2 separate regions of the Mus musculus genome follow, and region 1 is linked to region 2. A link is a loop called in an ENCODE intact Hi-C map of the cell type or tissue named here. Cell type or tissue: left cerebral cortex. All regions are shown on one strand. Links, peaks and the distances in the headings refer to the core of each region. The heading gives the core; the rest is flanking DNA. Region 1 overlaps Arhgef4 (Rho guanine nucleotide exchange factor (GEF) 4). Region 2 has its middle 23 kb from the start of Gm38647.

Region 1 (15,588 bases), core at 4,631-12,630, 57 kb after region 2:
CCAATAAACCCAGCTGTGATGATCTTTTATAAGCAGCCACAACCGGTCTTACAAAGGTGGTAGTTGTTTGGCTTAGGAAACAGTGCCATTCACCATCACCTTAATGAAGGAAAGCTGAATCCAAAATACATACATAGGATAATGTAATGCATTAATATTGCCTGTGCATATACCATTAAACTATGAAGCTTTGTAAGTTTACAGGTAACTCTTAACATAAAACCCAAGAAATCTTTATAACCTTATACAGAATGTAGATTTATTTGCCATAAGCTGGGGTTTGTTTTTGAAGATCAGGCACATAGACAAACATCAAATTGATGATTACAATATTCAGCAGAACTCAACTAGGAAGCCCTGTTAAAATCTCGATGCTGGAGTTATAATTGTCTTCTGGATCTTGTGTTGACCTCCTCTTTGCCCCTAGGCAAAGGCTGTTACTGGGAAGGAATTCATGGGGGAAGCAAAGGAAAGGAAGTGTGCCCAACATCCACAACCAGAGAGAGAGGAAAGGAAGTGTGCCCAACATCCACAACCAGAGAGAGAGGAAAGGAAGTGTGCCCAACGTTCACGCCAGAGAGAGGAAAGAGAGTGTGCCCAATGTCCACGCCAGAGAGAGGAAAGAGAGTGTGCCCAATGTCCACGCCAGAGGGATTGCTCTGGAAACATGGAGAAACTAGAAAGGAGAAAGTGGCCGTGGCACGTTCATGCCTAAGCACTTAGCTTCTGGGTCCATCATGGATATTGTTTGTGTTTACACGTTCATTTCTAGTTGCATATTGCTACTACAATGCATAAGGCTTTGTCTTTAGCTTTATTTGTTGACTATGTATCTCATCACCTTCTGAACTCAATTATTACTAGGAATTTTCCATGCAGAGAAAATTATGACCCCTGAACAAAGTTGTATTTCATGATATCTCATTCCTATCAGTTTTTATTTCCTTGCCTTGCCTTATTGCATTATCTGGAATATCCAATAGGGATGTTGAATGGGAACGAGAAGAGTGGTCATTGTTGACACGGCCCCAGTCTTGGGAGTATAGCTTCTGGTTTCTCACCATAAAGTGTGATGCTACTTGTGGCTTGTCCCTAGGTGTTTTGTTGTTGTTGGTTTGTTTGTTTTTCATCAAGTTTAGGGTAAAAGCCTATGTTCTAATAGTTGAGAGTTTTTACTTTGAAGTAATGGGAACGGCACACGCTCTCTCTGGTTCCATTGATAATCACCAAGCCATACCAGGTGGTGTGCCTTCTCCAGCCTCTTGCTATGAAGAGTTACATTAATTTGAGCTTTAGATGCTGAGGAACTTTTTATATCTGAGGCAGATCCCACTCAGTTGTGGTATATCATTCCTATTACACATTACTGGGTTTGATTTGTTAATATTTCATTGAGGATTTTGTTAATATTTTATGGAGGACTTTGACATCCGTGTACAGGGAGGATAATGGTTTCTGGCTTTTTGTTTTGATCACATCTTTTTTGAGTTTGTAATGCCGACCTCATTGGATGTTAGGTAGTGTTTCCTCTGCCTCAGTTTTCTATAAGATGCTGTAAAGAATTGGGTATCATTTCGTCCTCAAATATTTGCTAAACTTCATTGGTGAAGCTCTCTGGGCACGGTGCTGTTCTGCAGTGCCCTTTCATATGTGATATTTGCCTCTGAGTGTTGGTAGAGAGATGTTATCTTTGTGCCTATTAGGCAGGAATTCAGCCACTCCATCTAAGCAATCAAATTTATGGGCGCAGACATACCCATAATGCACCTCTGTTATCCTTTTTTATCTATGATATCAGTGGTTCCTTGTTTTTAAAAGTATTTATTGTGCTGTCTGAGTGTACATATGTGTGTTGGCATTCACATACCCCAGAGTGACTATGGAGGTCCTAAGACAACTTTTAGGAACTGATTCTCTCTTACCATATGGGTTCCCGGGATCAAACTCAGTTTGTCAGCCTTGACAACATGTGCCTTTCTCAGCTGAGCCATCACACGGGCCCCGGCCCTCTGTCACAGATTTTATTCTTATATCCACTTCTTTCAAAAATATTTTCTAATTTCAACTGTGATCTCTGTTGAGACATAAAGGATCACAGGAAAGAGAACTACCCATTCTTTCTTTGTGTTATACGTTCCTCTAACTCTTTACTTTAAAGAGTTCTCAGCTTCATAGCTGCATTCAGTGGAGAGGTAGGGTGAGGTATGGATACTCCATCTCTACCTGGAGATGGACCTTTCGTGTGGATTTTTTTTCTATATTGGAGATTGAATGTGGACTCTTACAGATGCCAGGTATATTGGTTGGGTGTCTTTAGAGGATCTGAACTGACAGCATGCATCTACATAACTAAAAAGGGATTTATCAGAATGGCTTACCTTCTGTTCTTGAGTTAGTCCAACAATGGCTGTCTTCTGGTAGAAAGGCCAAGAATCTAAAAGTTGTACAATCCACAAGGCTGGATGTCTCAGCTGGTCAGTAGGTTCTAACACCAGAAAAGTAATGCCTCCACAGCAGGATGAACGTGCCTGTGAGAGTAAGGGCAAGCAGACAGAACACAAACGCTTCCTTCTCATGTCTTTTCATGTAGGCTGTCACCAGCAGGTGTAGGCCAGACGTAAGGTGGGGCTTCTGACCTCAACTGATCCAAACTTAGAGCAGACCTATCCACCTCAAATGATCTAATCAGAGTAACCCCTCAAAGTTATGCCCAGTTGCTTGAACTTAAGTTCATTCCAGATGTGGTCAACTTGACAATTAAGATTAGCTGTCAAAAAATAATTTTTTTTCAAACAATGTAATTTCTCCATAGCTGTGACCAAGTGTCTGGGAGACTAAATGAAAAAGATAAGGAGGTTCACATTAGCTCATGACAGGTAGGAGAAGAAAAGGTCATCACTCTCAGGAAGAACAGTGAAGACAGGGAGGGACCATGCCAGATGTGTTCTTCAAAGGTGCATCCCATGACCTACTTCCTTCAACAGGCCCTACTTTGTACAGCCTCTACTGCCTCTCAATAGTTTTCTAAGATATTTAACTCATCATTCACCAAACCATTGATTAAGACAGTTCTCATGATCTTATCTAAGCACACACACACACCTCATACACACACACACACACACACACACACACACACACACCTCATACACAATGTGTGTGAATCACTATCCCTGAGGTACTTCTCAGTCTACTACAGAAGGCTATGATAGAGATAAAAATCAGAGTCATTGAAGACAGCAGGTGGTCACCGTTGTGTGACACTCTTGGAGGAGATGTAAACAAAGCTCTACTCATTCTAGATAGGGCACTAATGATAGACCAAGTTAATGATACCACTGGAGTCCAACTTAATGACCCAGTGAGCCTGTTGGGGTTTCTTTCAGTAGTATGAATGAAGGGTTACTTACAGGAGGAGGGGGTGACTCAAAGGCAGCTGCATCACCGAACGACCACCCTTGAGTCAGGTTATCTCAAGAAAACAATTTACAGTATAAGTAAATGAGGACATAGGAGAAAAAGTGCCATGTTGGAGGCTTGGGAAGGTCTGTGTGGCTAGGGGAAGGCTAGGGGAGTAAGGCTGCTGGTCTGTAGAATAGAGAAGCTACTAGAAAGCATTGCTCACTGGGTGGCAGCTAGCATGTGGATGGGCAAGAAGGCCTTTTGTTTGGTCTTCACTGGCTGGTAGTGCCCTTCTTGATCAGGTGAGAGGACACCGTGAGGTAAAGAAGCAATCCTCGTAGGCACTTGGTCCCTACTCTGGGGAGGAGATGAGTGTTGGATGTTTGTTCCTGCCTGCCATATGAAGGTGTTTTGTTTTGTTTTGTTTTGTTTTTAGCTGTGGCTTACTTGACTTACAATTCCACATCACCGTTCCTTATCGAGGGAAGCCAGGCAGGAACACAGATAGGAGAGGAAGAGGCAGGAACTATGGAGGAAAGCGGCTGGTTGGCTTGTGCTCAGCTCATTGTGTTCCACAACCCAGACCCACCAACCTAGCGATGCTGGGCTTTCTTAAATCAATTATCAATATGACAGCGCTCCATAGAAACAGCCACAGGGCAATCTGATGGAGGCAATCTGTAATCCCTCTTCCCAAGTGACTCCATAGCGTGTCGAGTTTACTATAATAACTAATCAGCAGAGATGGAATGACAATGAAATTAGCATACCAAGAACAATAACCTGGGTGTGAATGTACGTGTGTGCCTGTGTGTGTCTGTGTGTGCGTGTACGTGTGTGGGCATCCATACTTCCCATATGAGGCAAACACCAACTGAACAATGACCCCAGCTCCAACAACAGCCTTTATATCCTAGCAAAGTGAGACCAGGGAAAGCAGTTAGGTTGGTAGGCAAGCTCCAGGGACTGTGTTCTCCCTGATGGAGTAGAGCATGGAAACTGTATTTGCAGGTCTCTCTAGGCTGGGGAATGACTGGGTCATACTGATTCAAACCCTACAGGAAAAGGGTACAAAATGTCTTGTGTGTGCTTTTGCCCATTAACCCTGGGGATCAGAGGCTCCGGGCTGGAGTGGTACTGCTTGTTGGCATCCTCAGTGAGTGTGCTCAGTAAGCCTGAAAGAGGTCCTGCTCAGCAACCTAGTTTGGCAAGCAGAGCCCATTGGCCTTCGGGTTGCCTGGCAGCAGCCAGGAAGCTATTATCCCTTTCTGGGAACTGCCCGCTGAAGAGGAATTTGGGGAGTATGTGAAAGTCCCTGTGCCTCTGAGAAGAATCGCCATCCACTGCTGTTATTCTGTGCAGGGAAGCTTGCCACATTGTTCCTTCCATAATTATTGAGGCTTCTTCTCTTGTGTGGCGTTTCCTCCCCAGCTCAGAGGCAGTAAACAATATTCTTCCTCTTTGATGAGCTGAGACTTAGCACCTGAGAGTGGGGCAGGGTCTCAGGAAGAACTGAGTGTGGGCAGGAAGAAGGAACAGGGACTTCGGAAGGAAGGTGGGCGTGGCCAGGTGGAGCAGAAATGATTGTGGCAGGGGTGGAGTCCCGTCAGCTGAAGAGAGCATGTCCTGGACCCCAGCTTCAGGATGCTGTTCAGAAATGGGGACCAGGAAGAGGTTCTGTGGCCTTGTTTCTTACCTCAACCAAAGATTGTGTGTGCATAGAGTGTGTCTGTGAATGTGGAGGTCAGAGGTCAACCTTAGCTGTTGTGCCTCAGATACCCAGAGAGTCTCAGGCATTTTGCTTTCTGTGGCGCCTCAGTGCTGGAATTACAGGTACATGTCAGTGGATCACCACACAGATTTCTGTTTGTTTGGTTTGTTGGTTTTTTGGGACTTGGGGGCTGTCATGGTTTAAATATGTTTGGCCCAGGGAGTGGCACTATTTGGAGGTGTGGCCTTTCTGGAGGTGTGTCACTGTGGACATGAGCTTTAAGATCTTCAGCCTAGGTGCCTGGAAGTCAGTCTTCCACTAGTCGTCTTTAGATGAAGATGTAGATCTCTCAGCTCCTCCTGCACCACGCCTGCCTGGATGCTGCCATGTTCCTGCCTTGATGATAATGGACTGAACCTCTGAACCTGTAAGCCAACCCCAATTAAATGTTGTCCTTATAAGAGTTCCTTGGTCATGGTGTCTGTTCACAACATAACTAAGACAGAAGTTGGTACCAGGGACTGGGGTATTGCTGTGATAGGTCTGACCATGCTTTTGTTTAGAAGAATGTGGATTTGGGGACTTGGGATTTGGAAAGCCATGGAATGCTTTAAATGGGGCTTAATGGGCTATCCTAGTAGGAATACGGGACTTTGTTACTGAAAGTGACTTGAATTGTGTGGCCCTGGCCCAAGAGGTTTCAGTGAAGATTTCAGAATGTGGTCTAGCGGTTGTTTTTGTGTTATTTTGGTAAAGAATGTAGATACTTTTTGCCCTTGTCAGAAGAGTCCACCTGAGTCTAAGGTAAAGCAATTTATATTAATTGCACTGACGAAAAAGTCTCAAAAAAGCCCAGCAGAGACTTTGTTCTGGTTAAGTCACATGAAGAACATTTTAAAGAAGCATAGCTAGCTTAGAAAGGAAAAATATAAAATATATTAAAGGGGCACCAGGAAGTGAAATGGGACTGATCCTATATTCTAGAAGATGACAGATTTAGGGATTTGGGGGCAAGATCCCACCCAGCTAAATTTAGATGCAGGCACGGTGGTACACACCTTTAATCCCAGGAGACAAAGTCAAAGAGATCTATGAGTTCAAGGCCAGCCCGGAGCAAAGCAAGTTCTAGGTAAAGAAAAGCTTAAATCCAGGCTTGGTGGACCACACCAATCCCAGCATTACAGGAGACAGAGCTATACAGATCTCTGAGTTCAAGGTCATCTATAGAGCAAGTTCCTGGAAAGTCAAGCCTATGCAGACAGAGTTGGAAAACAAAAAGCTGGTAATAGAATAAGGAGGCAGGCCATGCTCCAGCCCCAACAAGCATCAGAACACAGCAGCTTCAGCCACGTGGCTCTGGCTTTAGAGTGAAAACTAGGATGGACTACTGGGACAATTGATCCTGGTTAGCTGGAGCTAAGAAATTAGTGGTGATTCAGAAGAGACCAGCATCATTGAGGTGAACTCTTCTTGGAAGTGTTTTCTGAGAGTCCAAAGAAGCTGTGTTCCAGAGATAGCCAAGGTTGTACCTCATGCTGCAGCTGTTCTTGGTAATGTTTAAGAATCACCCAGGTGGTACTGGATATGAAGGCATGAAGGAAGGGGTCATGAAGAGCAGCTGAGTCTTGGCACTGTGAAAGGCCAGGGAGGGCCATTGGTGAAGGTGCAGCGCCTGTTGTAGTTGATGGCCTAGGACTGAAGGGGTCTTACATGCAAAGGATTTAAGGTTTGGCACCATGAAGAGAGCCTATGAGAAACTATTGTTGAAGAGTAATTGCAACAGAAGACCCCATTGGAGATGCCAGTACCATGGTATGATCACCATGAACAGCATCGGCAGTGGAGTGGATCCACCTGAGCTTAGAGTGCTACAGAGGGCAGAGCTGGAAAAGTGATGCCAGCCCTTTGGAGGAGCCCAGAAGATCATGTGCGGGTCCCAGACATTGGGACAAGAAGCTGCAACATTGAAGTTGCTTTGAAAGACCTTAAGATTTTCGAGATGCCAGAGCCATATCTGCTGAGGAAAGCTGCTAGCAGGGAGTGGAACTAGTCCAGGAGAAAGAAGTTTGTTTCAGTCAACAAGAGGAATCGGAGGTCTGAAAACTGCTTTGACATCAGTCATGGAGATGCAGAGTTTGGAGTTTGCCCAGCTGGTTTCCTGTCTTGATTCGGGGATTACAGTTAAGTGACTGGATGGATCTCAGAAGAGACTTGAACTTTGAACTTTTAACATTGATGAGACTGCTATAGACTATGGGAACTTTGGAAGTTGGACTAAATGTAACTTTTTATTATGTTATGGCTCCATTTGACCCCATGGACTTATGTGTTTGAATAAACCTATGGGGGCCAGGGAGTGGAATGTCATGGTTTGAATATGCTTGGCCCAGAGAGTGGCACTATTTGGAGGTTTGGCCTTTTTGGAGGTGTGTCACTGTGGGTGTGGGCTTTAAAATCTTCAGCCTAGCTGCCTGGAAGTCAGTCTTCCACTAGCAGCCTTTAGATGAAGATGTAGAACTCTCAGCACCTCCTGCACTACGCCTGCCTGGATGCTACCATGCTCTTGCCTTGACGATAATGGAACCTCAGAATCTGTAAGCCAGCCCCAATTAAACGTTGCCTTGGTCATGGTGTCTGTTCACAGCAGTACAACCCTAACTAAGACAGGGACTAAACTCACATCCTCATGCCTGTACATCCGACGCTTCACCCACACACTAAGTCATCTCCCAACCTACAGGAGACGTTTCTAAACCTCAGTGTCTTATCTCTGGAGGAAACAAGGAAACCCTATTCATGAAAACACACACACACACACACACACACACACACACTTTGTGGCACTTTCCAACATTTCCGGACACCTGTCTGTCCATGCATTAGGTTCTCTGAATCCTGACTTGAGGGACAGACTCGTGCCAACATTCTAGGACACTGAGCCCTGCTCTCCCAGATCCTGGAAAAAGGCCCTCAGAGCCCTGAGAATAAAATTTCTCACATCTACCACTGGGGCAAATGAAACAGAGCGACCTTGTTTCTGGCTATGAGGCTCATTCTTCTCCCCATTCTCAGTAGAGCTTCAAAACACGAGAGCCCAGCCCGGGGAGCCGCCCAGCCCGGGGAGCCGCCCAGCTGTGATAGCATATCAGCATATCCACCAGTGGTGTTAGCTCTGTGAGAGTCCAAGCCTGTCTTTAGCTTCAACTCTGATGCAAGCGAGCAACTAGAAGGACCTGGCACCGCCTCCCATCTGCAGGGAAGGTTAGACAGCACAAGCAGTGGGCTCTGCTTTTTAGAGAACCAGTGGGTGCCTGTTTCAGTCAGTTCGCCATTTTATTAACAAAGAGAGTGAAAAGTGGCCACTTTTTATGTAGTTTCAAAGGGTAGAACTACCTGGGACATGAATATAATTTCAATCAGTCTTACGTACTTCAGTCCACCCCTCGTGATCAGAAAAAAAGTGAACCTCACGTGACTGGACAAGGGCCAGATGTAGTGTGGCTTGGAAGAGGGTAGGGCATTTGATGGTGTGGCGTCTACTGGTGACATTGTCCTGAGCTTTCCTGCAGCCGAGGTAGCCCCTCAGCAAGGCTTTTTTGGCAATAAATGAACACTGTTGCGAGATCCCTGGTGCCCTCTGGTGGCGATAGACTGTTCCTGGTGCTTTCCCTGAGAGGTGAGAGTCTGGAGAAAGCTGTAGTGAAATACCTGCTCCAACTTCATAGCGGGACATCAGGGCTGCTGTCCACCTCTGTCCTGACTTCCTGGCACCTCTCACCAGGAAGCAGTTTCATTCCTATTGTTCTCCTTTTACAAGTCAGCAAGTGTGTTACTGTCTGGGGGGCAGCAAATTGTCTACCTCTCCAAGATCCACAAGCTAGAGGCTCGAGTCGCAATATTTCTGTGTCTGCCTCATTCACTTCTCTCTTGTTTTCTGCAGACCAGCCTTGAGACAGCAGTGCAAGCAGTCTGTCCTCTGGTTTTCTCCTCAAGTTGGGGAGGGGGGAAGCAAGGAGCCCTAATGGGCACAGGTTAGCACACAGCTGATCTGGTAGCCGTCTAGTGCTTCTGGTGGGACGGCCCTCCCCGTGGTTCTTGCGAGTGGCCTTGCTATGACTTGCTCTGTCTGCAGGGATTAGATAAGTCTCTTAATTCTCCTTTGCCTTTTCTTTCTTACATGGCAAATAAGAATTTCCTTAAAGGATGCCTTTTGGAGGGCTCCGGTTGGCTGGTGTGTGGGAATGGGATTGTTTTTTATTATTAAGCTAAACGGAGGAGCATAGGTGAAAACAGGGGCTGGAAAGGTGACTCAGCTCGTAAAATGCCTGCCACACAAGCCCAAAGATCTATCTCAGTTCAGATCCTCAGCATCCTTAAAAGGCCAGGTGTGGGCGTGTCGGGGCGGGGGATGGTAGGCAGACACAGGTAGTGCAGAGACAGGCGGATCCATGTGACTCATTGGCCAGCCACCCCTAGCTAAATCTAAGAGCTTCACATCCAGTGAGTGCCTTAATAAGGTTTTTTATTCTTTATTCCTTGAATAGCTGGGGGTTGGGGGGTGGTAGCTGCTAGAAGTTTCCTTGGCAGAAAATGGTATTTTTATGATTTGTTTCATGGTTCTAGGAATTGAACCTAATACTTGGCACATGCTAAGCTAGCATGGTCACTTGTTTACATGGAACTATTGAAGTTTTTGAAAAGGGTTTTTGATATGTAACCCAGATTAGCCTCAAATTTCTCTTACCTCAGCCTCCCAAATGCTCCAGAAATTTTAATATTGGATTAATTCTCGCAGTGGTTAAGTCACCTTGATGGACTTCTTAAAAATCTAAAGGTGTGTTGTGTTTTTGCCACCACCAATTGAAAGATTGTTTTCCCCTAATAAAGTCCTTTGGCACCAACAGTTTGTAAATCTGCATGGCTTAACTTTGGGTCATAATGTGGTTTGGGTCATAATGTGTTCTACAAGGTGTCCTCACACTATGTCACGCTGCTTCAGTTACTGTCGCTCTCCTTGAAGACCCCAAGCCTGGCAGTGTGCCACCCTAACTTACACCTCCTTTCTGAGATTGTTTTAACTAGTCTAAGACATTTGTATTTCCATATAAACTTTAGGAGCTCCTTAAAATGCATACAAATCCTGCTGGAATTCTGATCGGTATCCTTTGGATCTACACATCACCTCAGAGGAACTGACGTCTTTTAATATTGTTGTAACAAGCACTGATCTTAGTCCAGAGGGCACCCGCTGAGCTGGCCAGGTTCTGTATCCCATAATAATTAATTGGACCAGAGTCATATAGATCATGATAAAAATACACATGCAGATAAAATAAAATAAATCAACCCCCCCTTTTTTTTATAAGAGAGCGTCAACAAAAGCAAACTACTATTGGCTTGGGTGCGCTCTGTTACAGTGGCTGGCTGTGATGTTACCCAAAGGCTTGTGATTTTCCTTCTGTTGTTTGGATCGACTTGACTTTCCACTCACCTGTTAATCTCTTGAAAAAGAGTCTTAACTGTTACAGAGACTCTCTTTTCTAGTATTTCAGGCACAGGCCGCTCCCCAAAGGAATGGTTTATCTGCACGCCAGGCAACCTTCATTTGCCATATTGTTAAATCATTCTTTTCAAGATATGATCTGTGTTTTATTGGGATTCCTTCTTCAATCCACAGATTACTTACTTCAAGGTCTTCCTCGAGGTCTAAGAATATGGGGTTGGGCTGGACAGATGACTCAGTGGGTGGGGTGTGTTCAGCGCAAGCATGAGGGCCTGAAGTCAGATCCCCCGAACCTATGTACAAGTCAGGGTTAGTGGCACACACCTGCAATCCCGGTGCTGGCAGGGGAGAAGCAGACCCTAGGGACTTTAGGGCCAGTGAGTCTAACCGAAACACTGATTCTATGTCAGAAAAAAAAAAAAAAAGGTAGAAAGCGATAGACTCCAGTGACAACTTCTGGCCTCTAGAAAATGTAAATGCTAAGCTCTGGCCTCTAGAGGAGTCTGTATAAATGCACGTGTACAAACCCACCCATTCTCTCGGTCTCTCTGTCTCTCTCTCTCTCACACACACACACAGACAGGGGTGGTCCCTTTTATTTATTAATCATATTGGATCGCAGTCAGTGCTAGCTGAGATAACAGTGAAGCACGGACTGGCAGCCCAAACACAGAAGTCCGAGTTTGAGGTGCCATTCAGGGAGGGTTTCTGATTTATAGATAGTGCCATCCCATTGTATCCTTGCGGGACTTGTAGCCTGTGCACAAACATCCCTGGCCTCTCTTTTCTTATAGAGACACCAAGCCAATCTCATTGGGCCCAACCTGATGAGTTCATATAACCTTTATTGCTCTATCTCGTAAGGCCCTGTCTTCGAATATATGTTCATGGAGTTAAGGTTTCAAGACAAAAATCATGGGTGGACACAGAGCACTTCACAAAGTAGTCTGACCAGCTGTAACAAACAAAAACACATGGCTTGTGTGTCCAGTTAAACTTTATTCATGAAAAGATGTCAGGTTGGATTTAACTCAGGAGCCATCGACTGCTTGTCTAAATATCTAAAGATGTTTGATTTGTGAGGCTAGGTTTGTTTGGGATAATTTTTTTCACCGCTTTCTGACTAACTGATGTGAAGTCTCTGCTATAAATAGAGGAGAGAGCTATGGTGCTCGAGCACGCGGGTGCTCATGCATGCAACAGTTCCCTGAGCTGAAGGGTCTCAGGTGGAGCTGTGGGGCTCGCGCACGCGGTGGTCCCTGAGCTGAAGGCTGATGTGCTGCGTTACATCGCTTGGCTTGACCCAAGCTTCATATTGTTAGTGTAATAAGACAGGTGGAGGGATGGTGAGCCTGCTCGGCAGGTAAGGTCCTTGCCACCAAGACTGACAACCTGAGTTTAAGCCCCAGGACCCCCCACAGCTGGAAGGAGAGAACTGATTGGCAAGCTATCCGTCTGCTTGCTTGCTATCTACAGAACCCTTCCCCATGTTCTTATATCAGACATTCTTACAAAATAAAGTTTCAAAGTGTCTTTTAAAATAAAGAAAAGGGGGAAGATCTAACCGTTCCTGTGTACCCCTTGCAGGCCATTTTACACCTACTAGTTAGTTAGTTAGTTAGTTTATTAAGGTTTTTCAGGACAAGACTTCTATGTATAATCCCGACTGTATTGGAACTTGCTCTGTAAACCAAGCTAGCCTCAAACACGCGGATGCACCTGCCTCTGCCTCCTGGGTGCTGGGATGAAAGGCGTGCACCACCACACCTGGCTTCACCCATAAGGTCATTTTACTCAGGACTCTCCCTCGATTTGTCTTCTTCTGTCAGTTTACAGGGACTGCTCAGGCCAGCGGCACGCTTAGCACAGGCACAGAGCTGGCTGGTTCCTTTCTAATTTATCTTAGTCAGTGTTCTATTGCTGTGAAGAGACACCATGACCAAGGCAACTCTTATAAAAGAAAGCATTTAATTGGGGCTGGCTTACAGTCCATTGTCATCCTGGCAGGAAGCATGGCAGTATACAGACAGATACAATGTTGGAAAAGTAGCTGAGAGCTCTATGTCTGGATCCATGGGCAGCAGCAAGTGAGAGACTCCGGGCCACAGAGCCCACCCTCAGCGACACACTTCCTCTAACAAGGCCACACCTCCCAATCCTTTCAAATAACGCCACTCCCTAATAATGACCAAGCATTCGATCTTTGAGCCTATGGTGGCCATTCTCATTCAAACCTCACAAATTTTTAAAGCCTTTTTAATTTTTCTAAAGCGCTGCATCTCTGCTAGTTAAAGACAAGAGATTAAGATAGGACATAAAGCAAGTGGGAAGGCCAAACGAGCCAATGAACCCAATGCTGCCAAATGCAACAGGCTTATTTCAGCTGTATTTGTGTTTAGCTGTAACCAACCAGTGGTCCCCTGTGCTGTCAGCCCACATACTTAAGATGTGTACAGATGGAGGAAGAAGACAGGCTCACATCCATGTGTGCTGAAATTAATACTTAAAATGCTACAAACCAGAAAGTGGGTTTCCTTTCATTTGTAGAGTAGTCGTTTTTGTTTTGTTGGTATTTTCTCCCGTTCACATCCACGGGTATAAAGAAGCCATTATCACAACCCTTCTCTTGATGTCCGAGCTAGGCCAGGAACGTGGTGGGTCTTCTGAAGTCTGTCACAGAAATGGTGGCAGGGGGGACATGCTGGTGGTGTGCTGGGCTGTGCCTCGTGTGTTTATACACACTGTTCCAAACCCTTCCTTTAGGTGGTGGCTACCTTACAGGTGTGGGACTGAGGTGAAAGGCCGTGTCCTTTCAAATGTCAGAAAGCTGACAGGGGAGATGTGATCTGACCCTGAAGGATGGAGCATGGCTTTAGGCATGGGTGAAACACTGATCCAGCTGCTAAGCTGATGGCCAAGGAGAGGGAGGAACAGTGTTAAGTGTCCTGGTTGGACATCGAATTACAGATCATAGATTGGGCCCATTGGTCTCCATGAGACTAAGGCAGTGGGCAGGACAGGAAGGTGACTGGCAAAGAAGACACTCTAGGCTGGAGCTGTACCCTCCTCAAGAGTAAGGAGTAGAGGCCCCTGGGAAGGACCGCAGTACCCTAAAACACTACTGGAGCTGCCCAGCAGCCGCCTTTACTCTTACCAGCTGCATCTTCATGATAACTGTCCATTAGCAGTTCTGGTTCTATCAGTAGATGTGAAGGCAGCACGGATGTGCAGGGCTTTGGCCATTTGGTATTACACCCATGCATGGGACATCTGACAGATGCAACTCAAGGAAGGGTTTATGTGGATTCACAGTTGGGGTAGCAGGGGCAGCAGGAGACAGCTGGTCACATTGCACCCACAGTCAGGAGCCAGAGGGAGGTGATTTCTGCTACTTAACCCATTTCTCCATTTTAAACGGTGCAAGTCTCCAGCCCATGGGGTAGACTTGCTCACACCAAAGGCAGGTCATTTCCCTTTAATTATCTTAATCTAGAAACTCCTGCACAGCATGCCCAGAGACCTGTCTTCTAGGTTATTCTAGATCTTGTCAAGTCTACTGCTTCATTTAATCTCAGAAAAAGCCCTCACGGGCATACGTACAAATGTCTCACCATCTCCCAGAGGAGTTTTAAAGAGCCAGCTACAGTGACACAGACCTAACCCGCATGCTGTTAAAGCTGCCTGTTAGTGCTTCTCTTTGACACCCTTGTTAGACTTGAAGGCAAGAGCAGTTTGTGGCTGCCTGCCGTGCGTGATACACAGAAATCCCATTCCCTCCCAATATTACGCTCTGGATTAGGATACAGTAGATGATAAGAGGATCTTGCAGTTCTAATTGAAGGTACTAATCACCTGGCCTAGAGATAAAGCTCAAGCTTTATTTGCTGGATGGGGCATGGTAATCGCATGCTCAAAGGCAGCCAGATGTGACACAAGTCAGAGCTCGCAACTATGGCAAAGCTCTGACCACCTTATCTGGCTCAACTGGCAAAGGCTATGTGCAATACTGTGGCTGTGGTGGATTCCAGACTCAATCCATTTATTTGAGTGTAGAGTAGGTTTTTTCCTGGATCACCATGGCAAGCTGTAGCAAGAGAGCCAGATGCCGGGATCACAGTGGCTACAAACAATCAGACCTGTTATCCAAGGTGTTTTCTACATCTCCAGGCTGACCAAATCATTTCCTAATTACATCTACAAAATCAGGGTTTGGTTTGGTTTTTTTGTTTTTGCCAAGTAACAATCTTATTTATGGGGTGTGATGGTTAATATTGTACTGGGGTCCTGTGCTGTCTTAGTCAGGGTTTCTGTTCCTGTACAAACATCATGACCAAGAAGCAAGTTGGGGAGGAAAGGGTTTATTCAGCTTACAGGTCCACATTGTTGCTTATCACCAAAGGAAGTCAGGACTGGAACTCACACAGGGCAGGAAGCAGGAGCTGATGCAGAGGCCATGAAGGAATGTTACTTACTGGCTTGCTTCCCCTGGCTTGCTCAGCCTGCTCTCTTATAGAAACCAAGACTATCAGCCCAGAGAAGGTACCACCCACAGGGGCCCTCCCTGCTTGATCACTAATTGAGAAAATGCCTTACAGCTGGATCTCATGGAGGCATTTCCTCAACTGAAACCCTTTCTCTGTGATAACTCCAGCTGTGTCAAGTTGACACACAAAACTAGCCAGTACATGTGCTGACATTTAGGTACTGAGGTGTGTGCCCATAGGCAGACCAGAGGCTGATGGCATCTGCCCTTTAACTATCTCTTGCTATTCAGGGGCCAAAAGTTGCTGGCCAGGCAAGGGCTTGGAGTTCCATAACTCTTCATGAGCCAGAGAGGGGAGAGAGAGAGAGAGAGAGAGAGAGAGAGAGAGAGAGAGAGAGAGAGAGAGAGAGACAGACAGACAGACAGACAGACAGACAGACATGCATACTGGATAAAGCAGAAAAGAGTTACACTCCACCTTATTTTTTA
Region 2 (15,588 bases), core at 3,716-11,715:
GCCCGCAGGGTCCTGGGCGCTTTGGCTGCCAGCTTTCTCCTGCCTACCGTCCATCTGTAGGAAAGGCTGGTGGAGGCAGAGCGGGAGGTGCTGGCAGCGTCCGAGGAATCCACATCTGAGAAGGTCTGGCCCGAGCTACTCTGAATTTCATCCGGTGTGAAGCCGAATATACTGGCCAGTTGGCGGGTTGTGCTCCAGGCTGAGGTGCCAGCACTTCGGGGAATAGCATCTTCCAGTGAAAACTTCGATCTTCTTCTTCTACAAGCTCGCCTTTTCTGCTGCTGGGATTCCTGAGGCAACAAAGCAGGCTTTCTCTTTCCTTTCTTCCGAAGCCGCTTGGAGGTCCCTTTGTCACTTGGCATCAGTGTCCTGTCCAGAAACTGTTTCTGGGAAGCTAGCTGTTTCTTAGAATTCAGCCTAGTACAAGATGGAGGGTCTATGAAGCTAAATGGGCCCCAAACAGTGGAAGTACTGGGAAGTACTAGGGCCCACACAACAGGTCCCTTAAGGATTTCAGAGGCGGTCCATGCCACCTGTTGGCCATCAGGCACCTAGAGGCAGCTTTAAATCATCACCCAGGGCCAACAGCTGCAGAGCGTAAAAGCCCCCCCCCCCCAATCTCTCCCTCGCCTCTGTCTCTGTCTCTCCTTCCAGCGCTCTCTCTCCATCTCTGTCTCTCTCTTTCCATTTCCTTCGTCTCCCTGTCTGTCTGCCGATAGCCTTTCACCCTCCCCTCCCCCCAAAAAGCCTTACCCTAGATCTACATAGCTAGCTTGGCAGCGTAACTTCTTAGTAAGAGTGAGAGCCAGTTGGGGTCTCAGACTCAGGTGCAGCAGCACATAGTCCTAGGCCTGGCAGAAAACAGGCAGGGGCCGCAGTCAGGATGTTGTTTCTCTCCACCACCCCGAGACTGGAGAAAACAGGGACCCAGTGGCCTCTTCTTTCCCCTCCTTTGGTTTGCAGGGAACTGGGCAGCGGTGTAATTTCATACCTTGGCACGGGCCCGCCAAAGATACCTCACCCGCATTTATTTTAGCATTTATCTTAACATCGTCCGCGTGTGTGCTTGTCTCTGATTCTCAGTCTGCAGGGGAAAGATGTGGCCCTTTATTCAGTATGTACCCATCATATGTATGTGCCTGCCACCTGGACCCTCTGATTGCTTGGGGTCCAGGTGCTTAGGGGAGCATGGTAAACTTCCACAAGGGAAAAATAAGGATCACAGAGTCATATGAGGGTGCCTGTACCTCAGAGTCTGAGTACCTAGGACGCCTGTTAGACTCTTTTAAGGAAAGAAAGGATAATGGATGCCCAGACACAGGCTCTCAGTGGGGTGTCAGCCATTTCCCTGTGTCAAAGAGAATTAGGAAGTCGGCTATGATAAGGGTGGGGAGACAGCTGCTGCTGGGGACCACTCGGGCAGCATCTGTACTGAGATCTAACACACAGGAGTTCCGGGGCCCTGCACTTAGGAGCAAGCTGGGCAGTTTGCAGGCAGTGCAAAGATGGACAAAGGTGACTTCTTGGAGGTGAGGTGCCTGAACCCTTTCTTAAACTCACACAAGCAGTAGAGAAAAACTCTCACACTCCAGTTGAAAATGCCAGCACCTGACTAATACAGATGCAGATACTCACAGCCAACCATCGACTGAGACTGAGGACTCCATTGGAAGAGCTAGGGGAAGGACTGAAGGAGCTGAAGGGAGCAGCCCCATAGGAGGAACAACAATATCAGCTAACCCAACTCCTCCGAGCTCCCAGGGCCTGCACCACCAACCAGAGCATACATGGAGGGATCCCTTGCTCTAGCTACATACTAGCAGAGGATGACCTTGTTTGGCTTCAGTGGGAGGGGAGGCCCTTGGTCCTGTGGAGAGTTGATACTCCAGTGTAGGGGGATGCTAAAGTGGTGATGTGGAAGTGGGTGGGTGGAGGAGCACCCTCATAGAGGCATAGGGGATGGGGGTAAGGAATTTGTGGAGGGAAGACCGGGAAGGGGGACAACATAAGAAATGTAAATAAATAAAATAACCAATAAAAAAATGGAGTTTAAAAATGAAGTCTATTCTGTACCATTCAAAAGATACCCCAGCTTATAAAGATTTAACAATGAGACCTATGTGTCCCCCACAAGCGTAGGAAATGAACCACTTCCACCCTGCAAGGTGGTGGTGGGGGGACACCTTCAGTCAAGGCAAACAACTCCTAGCAGCCTTCATATGAAGAGGTAGAACTCTCAGCTCCTCCTGCACCACACCTGCCTGGATGCTGCCCTGCTCACACCTTTCTTTTCTTTTTCTTTTTTTTTTCCATTTTTTATTAGGTATTTAGCTCATTTACATTTCCAATGCTATACCAAAAGTCCCCTGCTCCCACCTTTCTATTATCTCCTGATGCTGGACTGAACCTCTGAACCTGTAAGCCAAAACCAATTAAATGTTGTCCTTTATAAGACTTGCCTTGGTCATGGTGTCTCTTTACAGCATGTATGCACACACACAAGCACACACAACACATGCAAACACATATGCACACATACATGTATACACACACACACACACACACACACACACACACACCTATATATGCTCCATCCCCTGCCCTAGGCCATGCGCAGTGTGACCAGGAGGCTGGGAGCAACTGGATCCTCAGGTAAGAATCTCATGTTCTACTCTGAGCCTCTGTTCTACCAACCTAGTTAGGATGATCTCCTGCAAGGGAGAACAACTAAACTCCCCAAATGACTGTTGCTTGCCTCAGAGGACAGTTACACATAACAGGTTGTTCCAAATAACACACTTAAGCACAGAAGTGGTTTTGTGAACGTTTTAGTTACAAAGCAAAAAATTCATGAGCAAGGCATTTTTTTTCAAATATATTGATGGGGGACACCAGGCAAATGGATTCCAGTACAGCAGGAAGTCTCTGTGATCAGCCTCAGAGGCTCTCTGTTAGCGTTCTTGTTCCGGGTTGGTGGAAGCCAGTGGTCTGCTAAGAATACACACTGAAGGTTTTGCTTCACAGTCAAAGCAAGAATAAGCCAGAGACAGAGATGGTCAGTGGATGGTTATTAAAGAGATGATAGACAGCTCAGGATAATTTGACTCCTGGTTCACAACACACTGTATTAACGCACTTCTAATACATCGGTCAGCCAGATAAAGTCCTCAGTATAAACATGCGCCCTCCTGCCACAGGGGCATCTGTTGATAACCTCCTCGCTAGACACGCTTTTTTATTTTTATTTTTTTTTATTTTTGTGCATGCTGAATTCAAATGTCATTCCGTGTCCCACAGGATTGAGGGTCCCTGGGATGTGATAAAGATGACGCCGAGCAGCCAGAATGATCTTCCAGAGGGAGGAAGGGGCTGGTGAGATCACTAAGGAAGAAGTCCCCAGCTCTGTCGACATCCCTACCCATCTTGATCCAGGCCTGTTTGTTTTTGTTTTTGTTTTGTTTTGTTTTGTTTTTCTTTCTCTGCCCTCTGGGTCTGACATATAATAAAAGAAAAAAAGTGCCTAAAATTAAAGTCGCAGCATGGACCTAAAGAAGCAGAAGCAGCAGGTGGTCGAGAAGGCATTGTAAAGAACCACAAGTCACTTTGGAGGGGTCATCACACCCCTCTAACCAGAAGCCAGGCTGGCTATGTAGAAAGCTTCATCTCTCAGATTACTTGATTCCTTTTCAAGTCACAGGAATAACTCCCTCACTCCCACCACTTTTTCTGTATGGGGGGTGGAGGGGTGGGGGGGTGGGGGGAGGCCTGTAGAGGGAACTCTGTCTCAAGAGGAGGTTGAATTCCAAGTATGACCCTTACTGACCATAAAATTTTGATGAGTTTAATTTTTTTTTGGGGGGGGGCGGTGGTGTTGGTTAGTTTTATGCCAACCTGATGTAAGATACAGTCATTTGGGAGGAGGGAACCTTAACTGAGAAAATGCCACCAAAAGATTGGTCTCTGGGCAGGTGGTCCAGAGCAAACCGAGCAAGTTATAAGGACCAAGCCATCAAATGGCATCCCTCCATGGCGCCTGCTTCAGTTCCTGCCCTGACTTCCCTCAGTGATGGAGTGGAGTCTGAGAGTTGCAGGCTAAAATAAAACCCCTTTTCTCCCCAGTTTGCTTTTGGTCGCTGTGATTTATCACAGGACTGGGAAACAGCTGAGACGATGCCTCACTCTGCCCCACCTTCGTGTCCCACAAACTGCCGTTATAAACTGGGTTAGACCTGTGCGTGGCACATAGAAACTGCTATGTGAGTGTCTAACTGAGTCACGAATGAGATCTAGAGCCTGAGTTTTTGGTTTAGGGAAAACATGGGGCTTGGGTACCAGAGCAGTCATAACAAAAGTGTGGTTGACAGGAAGACAATAGGCCATCGACGCCATCAAGATCACAGTGATCTTTACTGAAATATACCAAGGCAAAGTAAATCTCACAGACAACTTCTAAAAGATGTGAGCATTTTAATTGGCTGGTCCATTGACCAGGGACCTAGGATCGTTACCAGGGAAACAGGAGCTTTCCTTTTCGGTTCCCAGTTTCATTAATAAAAGTTTCTTAGAGGAAACCATTAGAAATAAGAACAGGGGTAGCTCATTAAGAAAGGAAGGGTGTTCCCAAGAACAAGAGTGAACTAGTGAGCAGAAACAAATCCTGCCGCAACTGTCCTCTCTTCTGCTTGAAGTTTGAGGGCCTTTGGCATCCACTGTTCTTAGAAGAACCCAGGTGTCTTAGTTAGGGTTTCTGTTCCTGTCAAGAGACACCATGACCACAGCAACTCTTATAAAGGACAGCATTTAGTTGGCTGGCATACAGGTTCAGAAGTTCAGCCCATTGTCATCATTGCAAGAAGCATGGCAGCATCCAGGCAGACATGGTGCAAGAGGAGGAGCTGAGAGTTCTACATCTTGTTTCAAAGACAAACAAAAAGGGGCTGTCTTTCAGGCAGCTAGAAGGAGGGTCTCAAAGCCCACCTCCACAATGACATGCTTCCACCAACAAGCCATACCTCCTAATAGTGCCACTCCCTGGGCCAAGTGTATTCAAACCACCACACTGGGTGAGGAAGAGCCTCCAGTCTTTCGAAGACTGGTTTCTTTCATGTATTAATCTTGATGTTTCAGTTCAGACTCCCTCCCCCAAGCCCAGGACCCAGACTGAGCCTCTTTTTATCCTGTCTGTCAAAATGGAATCCCTCCAGGATATCTTATGCTCCAGTGCCAGAAGGAAGACCTTCCTGCCCCAAGTGTGTTTGCCTTCCACTAAGTCGCAACACTGTTGCAGAGAAGAGAGATGGGTTCATATTTTTCACCCTCCCCATTTTGTCCAAAACTAAACAAACTTGTGTTTCCATTTCTCTATATATCACATCTTATCTTAAAAGAGTGAGTATCCATACCCTGAACAAGCTCCCTGGCTTTCCTGTATTTATTGTGAATGTGAGCTATGGGTGGGGAGGGGAGGACTGTGATGCATGCGTGTGTCTATGTGTGTGGGTGTCTGCTTGTCTGTCTGTCTATGTCTGTGTGTCTAGGCCAGATCTCAACATTTGGGTGTCCACCTTACTGTTTGAAGCAGGGTCTGTCACTGAGCCTAAAGTTTGCTAATAATAGTTGGCTAGCAGGCCAGCAAGTCCCCACAATCCTCCTGTCTCTGCCTTCCCAGCCCTGAGACTGCAAGGCACACTGGGTTCACACTGGTTCCCCATGCTTGTGTGGCAAGCACTTCACAGTGGCTTCATTTAAGACTTTCAGTGACAAGGGCTGGAGAGATGGCTCAGTGGTTAAGAGAACTGACTGTTCTTCCAAAGGTCCTGAGTTCAAATCCCAGCCAGCAACCACATGGTGGCTCACAACCACCATCATAAGATCTGACGCCCTCTTCTGGTGCATCTGAAGACAGCTACAGTGTGCTTATGTATAACAATAAATAAATCTTTACAAAAAAAAAAAAAAAAGACTTTCAGTGACAAGCAGCCAACTCAGAAAGCCTGTTTTCTTCCATCATGTGAGGGTTGTTCCGGCTGCCTTTCTGGGACCAGAACATCCTGACCAGGCACAAGGCACTTGTCAGAGTCACAGCTGATGGGTAGCGGACCTCCTGTCCCAACTCCATCAGTAATGTGGGAGAAGGCTGTGGAGTGGCCTGTAGAGCCCTGAACTTCACAAATCCAGTCACCATGTTCTGCAGCTGAACCCTGCACTCACCATCGTGTGAGGGCTGAGTCTACCAAATGGCACTCTGCCTTCTGTGAAGAGCTCAGCAGCCCATTTCTTTTTGCAGAATCCCTCTGTGATCACTCAGCATGAAAGCCAGTGCTCAGGGGTATCACGATAGTTCTTATCACTAAACATCAGAAACGTAGACTCTGGGACCTTTCTAGGAACCCCAGTAAGCCCTGGCAGGTACCTCAAAATATTCCTTGAACTTGGTGACTGGCACTTCCCAGTCTTTGCTTTTCTTACCTTCTGCAGGTTAACAGCTGGCCATGGAAGACTGTATTTCTCCATTTTAAACACCTCAGCCTCCCAAATTCCCCCCAAATTCCTCACCTCATTGCGCAAATGGCTCAGAGTATTATCAGGAAGCAGTTGGTTACTCTATCCACCAGCAGTGTCCGTGCCGTGGCAGACCCTCAGTACAGGGCAGTTGACTGTTGGAGCCTGAAGGTGCTGCAGACACTAAGGTGATTCAACTTAGTTGGTTAAAGTAGCTCACTCCCTTGGGTTCACTAAACTGCTCTGAGAATAAGATGCGCTCAGATGAGTCTGAGACTCTTCAGTCTGAAGTCCGCAATCGAAGCTATTCCGCAGACAGCCACACGAGGGCGCTGTAGCCCAGGGGAAATGAAGGTGATATTAAGTGCCATAGGGCGGAGGCCAGATGCAGCTCTCTGTGGCCCCTTTGGCCCTAACTGGGATGAGTTCACTGCATAGAACATGAACTTACATGCTCTCCTGTTTTGTGGCCTGGAGGAGGAAAACTTGCGACATCTAGGAGAGTGAACTATTGTAGCGTAGCCACAACCTAGACTCTAGTAATTCCAAACGCAGGCATAGAAACTGATTCATAGGGTAAGATTAGGGGAGTGTGTGCAGCCCAAGGAGCCCTTCAGAAAGGATGTCACTCCAGGACAAGATGGCTCACACAGCCCAGCTAACCACTCTGTCAAGTGCTTGTCAGATTTTCAAGTTTAATAAAGCCCCACCTTGCATAGATCAGTAGTTGGCAGAATGCTCGCCCAGTGTCCGGGAAGCCTTAGGTTGGCTCTCCATTCAGAACCTCACAGAGCTGGGTGTGGTATGGTGCGGACCTGTAAGCCAAGAACCTAGGAGGTGTAGACGGCATGATCGAAGTGCAAAGTCATCAAGTCCCACTCAGCTACATAGAGAGTCTGAGGCTAACCTGGGCTACAAGAGACCCTGCTTCAAAAAAGAAAAGGAAAGAAAAGAAAAGAGAAGAGAAGAGGAAAGGAAAGGAAAGGAAAGGAAAGGAAAGGAAAGGAAAGGAAAGGAAAGGAAAGAAAAGAAAGAAAAATGAAAGGAAAGGAAAGGGAAGGAAAGAAAAGAAAAGAAGAATATATGATGTGCGTGTATGTATGTGTATGTGTATATGTACATATATATACATATATGTGTGTGTATATGTATGTGTGTATGTATGTATGCATGCATATATATATATACACACACATATATATGTGTATGTGTGTGTATATCTCTGTGTGCATGCATATATGTATGTATGTGTGTATGTATATGTATATATATATGTGTGTATCTGTGTGTGTATGTGTATGTGTGTACATATGTGTATGTATGTGCATATGTTATGTATGTGTTGTGTGAGTGTATGTATATGTGTATGTACATGTGTGTGTATATGTGTATGTATATGTGTGTATGTGTGTACAAAAAAACCCTGCCTCAGCTGTTCAGCAGACAGATAGATACAATGACCTTACCATAGAGTGATAGAAAATATAGAAGGAACATCTTCACTATGAACCATGGGACAGCTCTCTGCTCCCAGTGTCCACCAAAAAGGGCTGCCAGAGCCCAAACCTCAGGTGCCACCAGATGCAGCACCCTCATTCTGGAAGCGTTTAGAGCCTTCCTCTGGAGCCATATTTAGAACAGAGGCCAGAACAAGCATGCCATTAGCTCCCACCATCGTAGCCTCACTCCATGAGATCATAGGAACAAGGAGCCTTGTACTGACCGCTCTCTCCCTTCCGGGCCTGCTAAGTGCAGCTCACTCCCTGCTTTGAACAGGGACCCTCTGAGTTGAGGCAGCACACCTTCATAAGCACGTGACAAGGCAGAATGGAAACATTTCTGAGAAGGTCAAACTCATTTCAAAGAAAAGCAACTTATCTACCTCTAGAGGCTTCCCCTTGTCCTGCAGGCTATCACTGAGACCCAGCTCCCATGCTACAAGGCTCACTGAGCACCCTCAAGCCCATCCCAACTGTGAGCTAGTGGACTGGTGACATCCTCCCTAAGACAGAACTATACCTGGGTCTGAGCGTGGATGTAGAGGTGGACAACCTTCCCTGGAAGAGCCACGAGAAGGAGGAGAATAGTCAAAAGCTGGCAGTACAGGGAAAGGAGACACTGTCTGGAGAGACAATGAGAGCTGTGGGTGAGCACTGATGGGCCCTGATCCCTGGGGCATCAGGTACGAGTCTCCCTAAGAGAACCTTGCCTATAGGTAGCCTGGCTGGGGTGGGGGTGGGGAGGCACAGGCACAGCAAGACAAGATGCTGAGAATCAAGAAGTCACCCAGAGGATGTGGGTACAGCAGAAGAAAAGTGCAGAGTTAGAATGCTATTGTATTAGTCAGGGTTCTCTAGAGTCACAGAACTTATGGATAATTTCTAAATAGTAAAGGAATTTATTGATGACTTACAGTCGGCAGCCCAATTCCCAACAATGGTTCAGTCGCAGCTGTGAATGGAAGTCCAAGGATCTAGCAGTTACTCAGTCTCACGCAGCAAGCAGGCGAAGGAGCAAGAGCAAGAGCTAGACTCCCTTCTTCCAATGTCCTTATATTGTCTCCAGCAAAAGGTGTAGCCCAGATTAAAGGTGTGTTCCACCACACCTTTAATCCCAGATGAAAGGCATAGCCCAGATTAAAGGTGTGTTCCTTAACTCGGAGATTCAATCTTCTGGAATCCATAGCCACTATGGCTCAAGATCTTCAAACCAAGATCCAGATAAGGATCTCCAAGCCTCCAGATAAGGGTCACTGGTGAGCCTTCCAATTCCGGATTGTAGTTCATTCCAAATATTGTCAAGTTGACAACCAGGAATAGCCACTACAATCCACCCCTTGTCAACTTGACACAAATAATATCTCATGTTCACATGAAACAATAACAAGGTTGTAAATACGCCTAACATGATATAACTATCCCTCGTACAATCGCAAACGCATTAGTAAATTTACAATGGGCATTCATATTACTTTATAATCCTCGTTTCTGCAACTGGTTACGTGGCCTTAATTGGTATTTATAACTACCTTCCTCTACTACCCATTCTGTATTTCCTTCACCTTCAGCCAGCACCTCAGCAGGTCTTGGCTCTTTTCCTGGAGGATTGACCCATACCTTCATTCCTGATGGGTCTGCGTCCTTTGTCATCCTGCTTGGATTAGGCTGTTGTAGTTTCCCATTGACTTTAATCACAGGACATGGTAGTACTAAGAGACGCCCTAAGGGATCTCCTGCACTCCAGACATAATCTTGCTTACCACCATTGTGAAGAGGTAATCCAATTTCCCCATGGTAATCTGGATCTATCACCCCTCCTAACACTGTTATTCCTTTTTTAGCCTGTTGGTTTAAGGGCATTAGAAGCCCAAAATGACCAGGGGGAAGTCTGAGCTTCCAGTTCAATGAAATGTTTGTTGTAGCTCCTGGTAGGAGCACTCCCCTCTCTGGAGCCAAAACTTCTAAGCCAGCAGAACCTAGAGTTATGGGGACAGGAAGCAAAAATTTTCCTAGAGGGTCACTAGGAGTGATAGTAAGTGGAACTATTCCGTTTTCCACCCCTTGATTCCTGGACCCATGAATCCTGGCTATGGGTGAAACTGTACCATATATCGAGCGCTGATTCAAAGCATATACTGCCTTCTGAAGAACTCTGCCCCAGCCTTCCAAGCTGTTACCACCTAATTGGCGCTGTAACTGCGTCTTCAAAAGGCCATTCCATCTTTCTATCAGCCCAGCTGCTTCAGGATGATGGGGAATGTGGTAAGACCAGTGAATTCCATGATCGTGAGCCCACTGTCGTACTTCTCTGGCTGTGAAATGAGTTCCTTGGTCAGAAGCAATACTGTGTGGAATACCATGACGATAGATGAGGCATTCTGTCAGTCCGTGAATGGTGGTTTTAGCAGAGGCATTACGTGCAGGAAAGGCAAATCCATAACCAGAATAAGTATCTACTCCAGTAAGAACAAAACGCTGTCCTTTCCACGAAGGAAGTGGTCCAATGTAGTCAACCTGCCACCAGGTTGCTGGCTGGTCACCTCGAGGAATGGTGCCATATCTGGGGCTCAGTGTTGGTTTCTGCTGTTGGCAGATCTGGCAATCAGCAGCAGCTGTAGCCAGGTCAGCCTTGGTGAGTGGAAGCCCATGTTGCTGAGCCCAAGCATAACCTCCATCTCGACCACCATGGCCACTTTGTTCATGTGCCCATTGAGCAATGACAGGGATGGCTGGGGAGAGAGGCTGATTGTCCACAGAACGGGTCATCTTATCCACTTGATTATTGAACTCCTCCTCAGCTGAAGTCACCTTTTGGTGAGCATTTACATGGGACACAAATATCTTCACATCCTTTGCCCATTTGGAGAGATCTATCCACATACTTCTTCCCCAGATGTCTTTCTCACCAATTTTCCAATTGTGATCTTTCCAAGTCCCTGACCATCCAGCCAATCCATTAGCTACAGCCCATGAGTCAGTGTATAATCGTACATCTGGCCATTTCTTCTTGCAAACAAACTGTAATACCATGTGTACTGCCCGAAGTTCTGCCCACTGTGAAGATTTCCCTTCACCTGTGTCTTTCAAGGTTGTCCCAGAAAGGGGTTGTAATGCTGCAGCTGTCCACTTCTGGGTGGTGCCTGCATAACGTGCAGAGCCATCAGTAAACCAGGCTCTAGTCTTCTCCTCTTCGGTCAGTTGATCATAGGGAACACCCCATGAGGCTATAGGTGCATGCTTGGCAGCAGATGGCATTGTAACAGGAGTAGAAACCATAGGCATTTGAGCAACTTCTTCATGTAACTTGCTTGTGCCTTCAGGACCTGCTCTGGCCCGATCACGTATATACCACTTCCATTTGATAATAGACTGCTGCTGTGCACGTCCCACTTTATGACTTGCAGGGTCTGATAGTACCCAGCTCATGATGGGTAGTTCAGGTCGCATAGTGACTTGGTGTCCTATTGTCAGACGTTCAGTTTCCACTAAGGCCCAATAGCAGGCCAAGAGCTGTTTTTCAAAGGGAGAATAGTTGTCTGCAGATGATGGTAGAGCTTTGCTCCAAAATCCCAAAGGCCTTTTCTGTGATTCACCTACAGGGGCTTGCCAGAGGCTCCAAACAGCATCTCTATCAGCCACAGACACCTCAAGTACCATCGGATCTGCTGGGTCATATGGTCCAAGTGGTAGAGCAGCCTGCACAGCAGCCTGGACCTGTTGAAGGGCCTTCTCCTGTTCCAGGCCCCACACAAAGCTAGCAGCTTTCCGAGTCACTTGGTAAATAGGCCTAAGTAACACACCCAAGTGAGGGATGTGTTGTCTCCAGAATCCAAATAGACCCACTAAACGTTGTGCTTCTTTCTTGGTTGTAGGAGGGGCCAGGTGCAATAACTTATCTTTCACCTTAGAAGGAATATCTCTGCATGCCCCACACCACTGGACTCCTAAGAATTTCACTGAGGTAGATGGTCCTTGAATTTTGGTTGGATTTATTTCCCATCCTCTGATACGCATATGTGTTACCAATGAGTCCAAAGTGGTTGCTACTTCCTGCTCACTTGGTCCAATCAGCATAATGTCATCAATATAGTGCACCAATGTGATATTTTGTGGAAGATCCAAACGATCAAGATCCCTTCTAACTAAATTATGACACAGGGCAGGAGAGTTAATATATCCTTGAGGCAAAACTGTGAAGGTATACTGTTGGCCTTGCCAACTGAAAGCAAATTGCTTCTGGTGGTCCTTATGGACAGGTACTGAGAAGAAGGCATTTGCCAGATCAATAGCCGCATACCAGGTGCCAGGAGATGTGTTAATTTGCTCAAGTAAGGAAACTACATCTGGTACAGCAGCTGCAATTGGAGTTACTACCTGATTTAGTTTTCGGTAATCAACTGTCATTCTCCATGATCCATCTGTTTTCTGCACTGGCCAGATAGGAGAGTTAAACGGAGATGTGGTGGGAACCACCACCCCTGCATCTTTCAAGTCCTTGATAGTGGCAGTAATTTCTGCAATTCCTCCAGGAATACGATACTGTTTTTGATTCACTATTTTCTTTGGCAGAGGCAACTCTAAAGGCTTCCATTTGGCCTTTCCAACCATAATAGCCCTCACTCTACAGTTCAGGGAACCAATATGAGAATTCTGCCAATTTCTGAGTATATCTATCCCAATTATACATTCTGGAACTGGGGAAATCACCACAGGATGTGTCCGGGGACCTACTGGACCTACTGTGAGTCGGACATCAGTCAAAACTCCATTAATCACCTGCCCTCCATAAGCCCCTACTTTAACTGGAGGGCCACAATGTTTCTTGGGATCCCCTGGGATCAGTGTCAACTCAGAACCAGTATCCAGCAGACCCCGAAAAGTCTGATTATTTCCTTTTCCCCAGTGTACAGTTACCCTTGTAAAAGGCCGTAGGTCCCTCTGGGGAAGAACTGGAGAAAGGGTAACAGCAAAACCTTTGAGTGTCTTATCAAGATCCTTCCTCAGAGGAACCTGGCCACCCCTTCATTCAAGGGGTTCCGGATCTGCAAACTGTCTCAAGTCTGGAAATTGATTCACTGGCCGAGATTGCTGTTTACCACGATCTAATGTAGCCTTTCTTTCATTTGTTTGAGAATTTTTCTGCTTATACAGATCAAACAAATATGCAGTAGGCTTCCTATGTATTTCATTCCTGGAAACACCATGATTGATTAGCCAGTACCAAAGGTCCAAGCGAGTCATGCCATTATAAATTTCACCTCTCCTGTGCTGACCATTACTGGGTATGTTATTATAAACATTCTTTTGTCTACGCTGTCCATTATAATAACTAGGATCACCTTGTCTCCGGCGATTCAATGCTGCCACCTGGCCCTTGTTACCTCGGGATCCAACTAAACCCAGTGAATTTAATTCATCTAATTGAGCAGAAGCATCTCCAATGCTAAGATCTGGCACAAGGAAAAGGGAAAGAACAAAACCCTTCAAATGTGCTGGTGCCCCTCTCACCAATTTGCGTCTTATAGAGCTGGTGAAAGGCATATCTTCTGGACCTTCCCATTGTGGACAATTATGCTTTACACAATATATCCACTCTAGCATTGCAATTTCCCTAAGTCTTAAAATCCCTTCATCAACACTAAGCCACGGAATATCAGGCATCTCCAAGTCATTTCCAGTAGGCCATCTTTTGATAAACACCTCAGCCAACCATTCAAACAAACTTTTGACACCTTTTTTAACTATGCGAGCTTCCGTATTAAACCTAGAATCTCTACTCAGAGGACCCATGTCAATAAACTCAGCCTGCTCTAGTTTTATGTTCCTTCCACCCTTATCCCACACCCTTAAAATCCATTCCCACACATATTCACCAGGTTTCTGCTTGAATGAATTAGCAAACTCATTAAGCTCCTTAGTAGTGTAGCGAATTTCCTCATGGACTATACTTTCTACCTCCCCTCTAGGAGCCTGTTTTGCTTTGAGTCTGGTTACAGGTCTAGAAGAAACTATTGGTGGGCCGTGAGCAGACTCTGCAAAATTAATTTCCTCATGTGGGGAAGGCATTATTTCAAGAGGTGGGGCTGAGGGTACTACTTCCTCAGGTGGGGCAAACCCTTGAGAATCTGAGGATTCAAAATTCTCAGCTTCAACATGGTCTTCCCACACATCCCCGTCCCATGTTGTAGGATCCCATTCTTTGCCAATTAGAGCCCTTACTTTAACTGTCGACACACTCTGAGGCTGAGACTTGAATTTTCTCTGTAGTTCAGCCAACCTTACAATGAGAGTTTCTGTTTGATTTTCTGCAACTTGAGCTCTATTGCTACAAGAGAGAAGATTCTCCTCAAGGACACACTTAGCAACTTTTAGATCGTTTACTTGTGTCTGGAGCCTTTCGATTTTATCACACAACTCCTTCCTTTCATTCATCATTTTTTCCACAGATACTAAGAGCAGCCAGCCAGTAAAATCATTTTTCGATTTTTTCCCCATCTTGTAGAAAGCTTTGTGCACTGAATCACCTAATTCATTAAGAAAATCAAGGGCATTAGCTTCTTTAAGTTCGGAATATAGTTTCAACCATGGGTCTTCAAAATTCTCTGAGCTCCCAGGAGGGAGAGAATCTGGAGAGGTTTCAATATTTGAAAGTGCAGGTGGATCAACAAGCCAATTCCAGTATTTTAAAAGATTCATCCTTGTACTTCTGTTACTCTAGAACCACTCCTGGTACCAACTTCTGTATTAGTCAGGGTTCTCTAGAGTCACAGAACTTATGGATAATTTCTAAATAGTAAAGGAATTTATTGATGACTTACAGTCGGCAGCCCAATTCCCAACAATGGTTCAGTCGCAGCTGTGAATGGAAGTCCAAGGATCTAGCAGTTACTCAGTCTCACGCAGCAAGCAGGCGAAGGAGCAAGAGCAAGAGCTAGACTCCCTTCTTCCAATGTCCTTATATTGTCTCCAGCAAAAGGTGTAGCCCAGATTAAAGGTGTGTTCCACCACACCTTTAATCCCAGATGAAAGGCATAGCCCAGATTAAAGGTGTGTTCCTTAACTCGGAGATTCAATCTTCTGGAATCCATAGCCACTATGGCTCAAGATCTTCAAACCAAGATCCAGATAAGGATCTCCAAGCCTCCAGATAAGGGTCACTGGTGAGCCTTCCAATTCCGGATTGTAGTTCATTCCAAATATTGTCAAGTTGACAACCAGGAATAGCCACTACAGCTATATTCCCAAAGATGTCCCTTGCCCTCAGCCCACGTTTTTGTGGGGTCTACGATGACAGACAACTTAGACTCTTCTCTGTTCCTCTGTCTACTGCCTGCTACTGATCTTGCCTACACCAGCCTGGAAACACTGCAAAGTCCCAAGACCCCCAACTCCTTCTCAGCCTGGCCTGGAGCTTTGACCCAACAGCAGGTTATGTGGTTATCTTTATATTTAAATTCCACTTTTTTTCATTATTTTAAAATTTTATTATTATTTATATTAGTTGCTGTGATGAGAGTTTTCTGTGAAGAGACACCATGACCACAGGCAACTGCTATAAATAAAAGAAAGCATTTAACTGGGGGCTTCT

What was found. Hi-C counts contacts between places; a loop is a spot of excess contacts. Peaks named below come from ENCODE experiments on the same cell type or tissue, not always from the same donor. Only the 100,000 strongest peaks of a DNase experiment are listed, where the experiment ranks them.
Region 1: it touches region 2 in a loop (2.3-fold over the local background); 11 of 42 quality-filtered maps call a loop at or near these places.

Annotation. Positions count from the first base shown.
Region 1 is chr1:34,692,128-34,707,715 of GRCm38, forward strand. The region is part of intron 1 of Arhgef4 (Rho guanine nucleotide exchange factor (GEF) 4); the gene reads left to right. Among named protein-coding and RNA genes, the nearest start is that of Gm32920, 11 kb to the left of the region's middle. In left cerebral cortex, for the core only: a CTCF peak has its summit at 8,750 (motif pointing left); DNase peaks (open chromatin) are centred at 8,749 and 9,486; H3K27ac peaks cover 562 bases.
Region 2 is chr1:34,635,817-34,651,404 of GRCm38, forward strand. It overlaps the pseudogene AA619741. Among named protein-coding and RNA genes, the nearest start is that of Gm38647, 23 kb to the right of the region's middle. In left cerebral cortex, for the core only: a CTCF peak has its summit at 6,825 (motif pointing right); a DNase peak (open chromatin) is centred at 6,846.